Linked DNA regions of Homo sapiens: region 2 is linked to region 1. The links are chromatin loops, found by intact Hi-C in ENCODE. Cell type or tissue: OCI-LY7. All regions are shown on one strand. Links, peaks and the distances in the headings refer to the core of each region. The heading gives the core; the rest is flanking DNA.

Region 1 (2,808 bases), core at 239-2,738:
ATTAGTCAGGCTTGGTGGTGCACACCTGTAATCCCAGCTACTCAGGAGGCGGAGGCAGGAGGATCACTGGAACCCAGGAGGTGAAGGTTGCAGTGAGTCAAGATTGCACCACTGCACTCCAGCCTTGGTGACAGAGTGAGACTCCCTCTTAAAAAAAAATTATTTATTTTTATTTTTTATAGAGACAGTGTCTCACTTTGCTGCCCAGGCTTGCTTCAAACTCCTAGCCTCAAGCGATCCTCCGGCCTCAGCCTCCCAGTGCGCTGAGATTACAGCTGTGAGCCACTGTGCCTGGCCTGGAATTCACTTTAGCCACACACCTCTGAAAACACAGGCCAGTTTGCTATTCCCCTTTCGCAGATGAGGAAACTGAGGCTCTGGTAAAAGAAAGGACTTGTCTAAGTTCACATGAATAATTAGGTCAAGGGAGGCCCACCTGAGGTCTGGTCCTGGACATGATGTCCTGGGGACATATTTTATGCAGAGACCTGGGGGAAACAGTGCTTAAGACGGGGCATGGGACCTCCCAACACCCCCACAGACAAACTCTCCACCCAGGCACAGGATAGTAGAAAAGTTGTTACTGGAGGCATCTGAGTGCCCCCTGGGAACCTAGGGATAGCCCCCCAGCCATCTGCAGGTGCCCAGGGGTGAGCCATGCTCCTGCTTCCCTCGCTGTCTCCCTCCCTCCCTGCTCTTTCTCTTTCAGCAAATATTTGTTGTTGCTGTTGTGAGCCGCTGCCATGGTTACAGGCATCCCCAGAGCTGAGGGTCCAAGTTGGACTTGAAACCTCTTTAAAAGTCAAGACCACAGGAAACAGCTGCTTCTTAAAACCCCGGTCCTGCAGGTGACCACATCTCATCACCCCAGGCTGTAGGCTCTGTGCCAGCTGAGGGTTTGGGGAAGTGGAAGGGGAATCTTCAGGTTTTCACCAGGCCCAGCAGCCCTGGAGTTGGGGGACAGCCTGAGACCACAAAGACCAGCCTTGGGCAGACACCTCAGCATTCCTCCCTGCCCTGAAGAGGTGCCACTCCTGCACAGCAGGGCACCAGCCTCCAATAAACCCAGGTGACTGAATTCCCGCAGGGCGCCCCTCCTCACCAGCTGTGCGACCCTGAGTGAGTCGTGGTGGTCTGACGTGTTTGCTCATCTGTGAAATCAGGGCGATGAACCCTTGTGGGCTTATTTTGAGGAGTTAAGCCTTCCAAGCTTAGGTCACGCTTGCTGAGTAGGGCGGTATGGTTGCCGACGGATGGAAAGCCCAGAGGTCTGATGTGGCACCAGCTCCAACAGATGCAAACCCTCAAGTTTGCATTTCTCTGCACAACTTCCTCTTTGGGTGATTGTGAGCTGCTGTTTTCTGCTTGGACCAGGGAGAACAATAGTCTTACACAGCAGAGACTTCTCCTGAGGACTGAAGGAGCTGACTGTATTAGCTATTGGTTGCTACGTAACGAATGACTCCAAAACTTACCAGCTGAAGACAACAAATGTTTAATATCTCACTGTTTCTGTGGGTCAGGAGTCCAGGAGTGGCCTTGCTGGGTAGTTCTGGCTCAGGGGTCTTTCATAAAGTCACAATCAAAATGTTGGCCAGGACCAGGAGCATTGGCTCATGCCTGTAATCCCAGCACTTTGGGAGACCGAGGCAGGTGGATCATTTGAGGTCAGGAGTTTGAGACCAGCCTGGCCAACATGGTGAAAACCCATCTCTAAAAAAAAAAAAAAAAATACAAAAATAAACTAGGCATGGTGGGGCATGCCTGTAGTCCCAGATACCCGGGAGGCTGAGGCATGAGAATTGCTTGAACCTGGGAGGCAGAGGATGCGGTGAGCCAAGATTGTGCCACTGCACTCCAGGCTGAGTGACAGAGTGAGACTCCACTTCAAAAAAAAAAAAAAAAAAAATAGTTGGCCAGGGCTGCAGTCCTGAAGACTGGACTGGGTGGGAGGAGCCCTTTCCATGATGGCTTCTGCGCATGGCTGTTGGCAGGAGGCCTCAGTTCCTCACAACGTGGGCCTCTCCAAAGGGTTGCTCACGGCAGTGCGTGGTAGCTCACGCCTGTAATCCCAACACTTTAGGAGGCTGAGGTGAGAGGATCGCTTGAGCTTAGGAGGTCCAGACCAGCCTGGGCAACACAGGGAGACCCCATCTCTACAAAAAGTAAAAAATTATCTAGGCATGGTGGAGCACCTATGGTCCCAGCTATTCAGGAGGCTGAAGTAGGAGGATCGCTTGAGCCCAGAGGTTGAGGCTGCAGTGAGCCATGATTGCACCACTGCACTCCAGCCTGGGCTGCAGAGAAAGACCCTGTCTCTAAAAAAAAAAAAAAAAAAAAAAAAACACAAAGGGCTGCTCATGACAGGGCAGCTGGCTTCCCAGGGTGAGCAATCTGAGAAAGCGTAATGTGGTTTATGACCTAGCCTTTGAAGACATGCCCTCACTTCTACTGTCTTGTACTGGTCACACAGACTAACCTTATTACAATATATGAGAGGCTGTGAATACCAGGTGGCAGAGATGGCTGGGGCCATCTCTGGCCCCCAGTTCCTGCTGTGAGTTTGGCTATCATGGCAAGGAAGGGACTCCCCCAGGGCCCAGCATGCAGCATATACTCAGCGTATGGGAGATGACACAGTTATTCTACAGTACACAACCCCAGAACCTAGAATGCCTCAGGGTTGGAGAAGGAAATGCAGGAAAGAGACCAGACCCAGAAGTGGGACCGCAGGCCCCAATGGAGGCACATTTCCTGGACCAGGCAAAGAGACCTGGTGCCCAGCCCTGCTGTGCCAGGTGGAGAAGG
Region 2 (2,808 bases), core at 58-2,557, 60 kb after region 1:
TTATGTAGCAATGGATACGTACATCTTCCACCTCCTCCAGGAAGCCTCCCTGGCTGCACCCATCCCTGGGATCACCCTCTCCTACAAGGTCATGGCACCTCTTGGCCACAGCCCTCATTCCTCCCTTCATGATTATGTAGATATGTCGTGGCATGTTTGTTTAACATAACAGGAGTACAGAGAAAATGGACAGAGTCATATCCCAGGCTGACATTGGCCAGAAGGGAGTGATGGGGAAAGGAAAGAAAGAGAGAGAGAAAGAGGGAGGGAGAGTGGGGAGAGAGGAGGGGAAGGAAGGAAGAGAAGGAATGGGGGAAGGAGGCAGAGGCAAGACAAACAAAAAAAATTTCCATAATATAATGTGCTTGTATAATGGGATCCTATTTATGAACCTGTGTGTATATGCATGTGTGTGTAAATGCTTAAATAGACGCTTGAAAAGATGGTCCCAAAATGTTAGTGGTGACATTTAGGTGTCTTTTCTTCTTTATAATTTTCTATGTTGTTGCAATTACTTTTACAATGAGCATGTATTTTTACATCATCAGAAAGCAGAGAAAAGCTATTTTCATTGAAAAAAAATTTTTTTTTGTCTTTAAAGCATCTCTGGCTGACGACAGTGCGGCACTGCATGACTCAGATGTCCCCTCTTGGGTTCCTGGCTCCTAAAGCCTCTGGCATGTTGAGACCTTTGAGTTACTGAATTTTTCCTGGATGGGGGCTTCCAGCATGGTTTTCTGGGACTCTTCAGTGACCTCCAGGGATGTGGCCTGCTAGGGCGGCCTCCACCTCACCCATAGCACTGCCTCTCAGGGGATTCTCTGTAAGTCTGGGAGTTTCCCTGACCACTCGGCGTCATGCTGGGTGCGGTGATCGCCAACGGGATCCTCGTCACCTCACAGGATCCATTTCTCCCCTTCACAAACAGTAGAGAGAACCAGAAGAGGCCAAAGGGAAGGCCCATCTGCTGTACCAGCACCTGCCACTGGCCTTTTCGGCTTTTTTTTTTTTTCTTTTTGAGACGGAGTCTCACTTCGTCGCCCGGGCTGGAGTGCTGTGGCATGATCTCAGCTCACTGCAACCTCTGCCTCCTGGGTTCAAGCAATTCTCCTGCCTCAGCCTCCCGAGTAGCTGGGATTACAGGCGTATGCTGCCACACCCGGCTAATTTTTTTTTTTTTTTAATTTTAGCAGAGATAGGGTTTCGCTGTGTTACCCAGGCTGGTCTCGAACTCCTGAGCTCAGGCAATCCACCTGCCTGGGCCTCCCAAAGTGCTAGGATTACAGGCATGAGGCACTGCACCTGGCCTTGGCTTTTTTAAAAACAACTTTGATTGGGTGCAGTGATTCAAATCTGTAATCCCAGCACTTTGGGAGGTTGAGGTGAGAGGATCGCTGGAGGCCAGGAGTTCAAGACCAGCCTGGGAAACATAGCAAGACCCTGTCTCTACCAAAAATACAAAAGTCAGTGAAGCATGGTGGTGCACACCTGTGACTGCAGCTGCTCAGAAGGCTGAGGTGAGAGGATCCCTTGAGCCCGGGGAGGTCAAGGTTGCAGTGAGCTGTGACTGCACCACTGCACTCCAGTCTGGATGACAGAGTAAGACCCTGTCTCAAAAAATAAAAAGTAAATTAATTAAAATAAAAACAGCTTTATTGAGATGTAATATACATATCCTACAATGCACCCACTTAAAGTGTAGAATTCAATGGTTTGGGGCATATTACATTATTAAAATTTTAAAAACACGGTAAGGCCGGGCGCGGTGACTCACGCCTGTAATCCCAGCACTTTGGGAGGTCGAGTCGGGTGGATCACTTGAGGTGAGGAGTTCAAGACCAGCCTGGCTAACATGACGAAACCCTGCCTTTGCTAAAAATATAAAAATTAGCTGGGCGTGATGGCACACACCCATAATCTCAGCTACTCAGGTGGCTAAGGCACGAGAGTCACTTGAACCCAGAAGGTGGAGTTTGCAGTGAGCCAAGATCGTGCCACTGCACTCCAGCCTGGGTGACAGAGTAAGACTCTGTCTCAAAAAATAAAATAAAATGAAAAACATGGTAAAATATACATAACATAAAATTTGCCATTTTAACTTTTTTTTTTTTTTTTTTTTTTTGAGATGGAGTCTCGCTCTGTCGCCTAGGCTGGAGCGCAGTGGTGCAATCTCGGCTCACTACAAGCTCCGCCTCCCGGGTTCACGCCATTCTCCTGCCTCAGCCTCCCAAGTAGCTGGGACTACAGGTGCCCGCCACCACGCCTGGATAATTTTTTGTATTTTTAGTAGAGATGGGGTTTCACCAACGGTCTCGATCTCCTGACCTCGTGATCCGCCCGCCTCGACTTCCCAAAGTGCTGGGATTACAGGCGTGAGCCACCGCACCCAGCCCAGCCCATTTTAACCATTTTAAGTGTACAATTCAGTAGCATGAAATTCATTCACCATGTCGTGCATGCATGCATCACCACTATGACTCAAACCTGTAATCCCAGCACAAAAACGGTAGGTTTCTAAATCATTTTTTTTTTTTTTTGAGACTGAGTCTTGCTCTTATTGCCCAGGCTGGAGTGCAGTGGCGCACCCTCAGCTCACTGCAACCTCTGCCTCCCAGGTTCAAGAGATTCTCCTGTCTCAGCCTCCCAAGTAGCTGGGATTAATGCATGCACCACCACACCAAGCTAATTTTTTGTGTTTAGTAGAGACGGGGTTTCACCATGTTGGTCAGGCTGGTCCCGAACACCTGACCTCAGGTGATCCACCCACCTTGGCCTCCCAAAGTGCTAGGATTACAGGCATGAACCACC

Evidence for each region. Hi-C counts contacts between places; a loop is a spot of excess contacts. Peaks named below come from ENCODE experiments on the same cell type or tissue, not always from the same donor. Only the 100,000 strongest peaks of a DNase experiment are listed, where the experiment ranks them.
Region 2: it touches region 1 in a loop (8-fold over the local background); 1 of 110 quality-filtered maps calls a loop at or near these places.

What each region holds. Positions count from the first base shown.
Region 1 is chr7:98,640,992-98,643,799 of GRCh38, forward strand. No RefSeq gene overlaps it. Among named protein-coding and RNA genes, the nearest start is that of NPTX2, 25 kb to the left of the region's middle. RefSeq lists an enhancer at 2,318-2,377. In OCI-LY7, for the core only: no CTCF peak of the experiment used is centred there; DNase peaks (open chromatin) are centred at 820, 1,290 and 2,470; H3K4me3 peaks cover 1,553 bases; H3K27ac peaks cover 2,500 bases.
Region 2 is chr7:98,700,732-98,703,539 of GRCh38, forward strand. No RefSeq gene overlaps it. Among named protein-coding and RNA genes, the nearest start is that of NPTX2, 85 kb to the left of the region's middle. In OCI-LY7, for the core only: no CTCF peak of the experiment used is centred there; DNase peaks (open chromatin) are centred at 980 and 1,500; H3K27ac peaks cover 2,447 bases.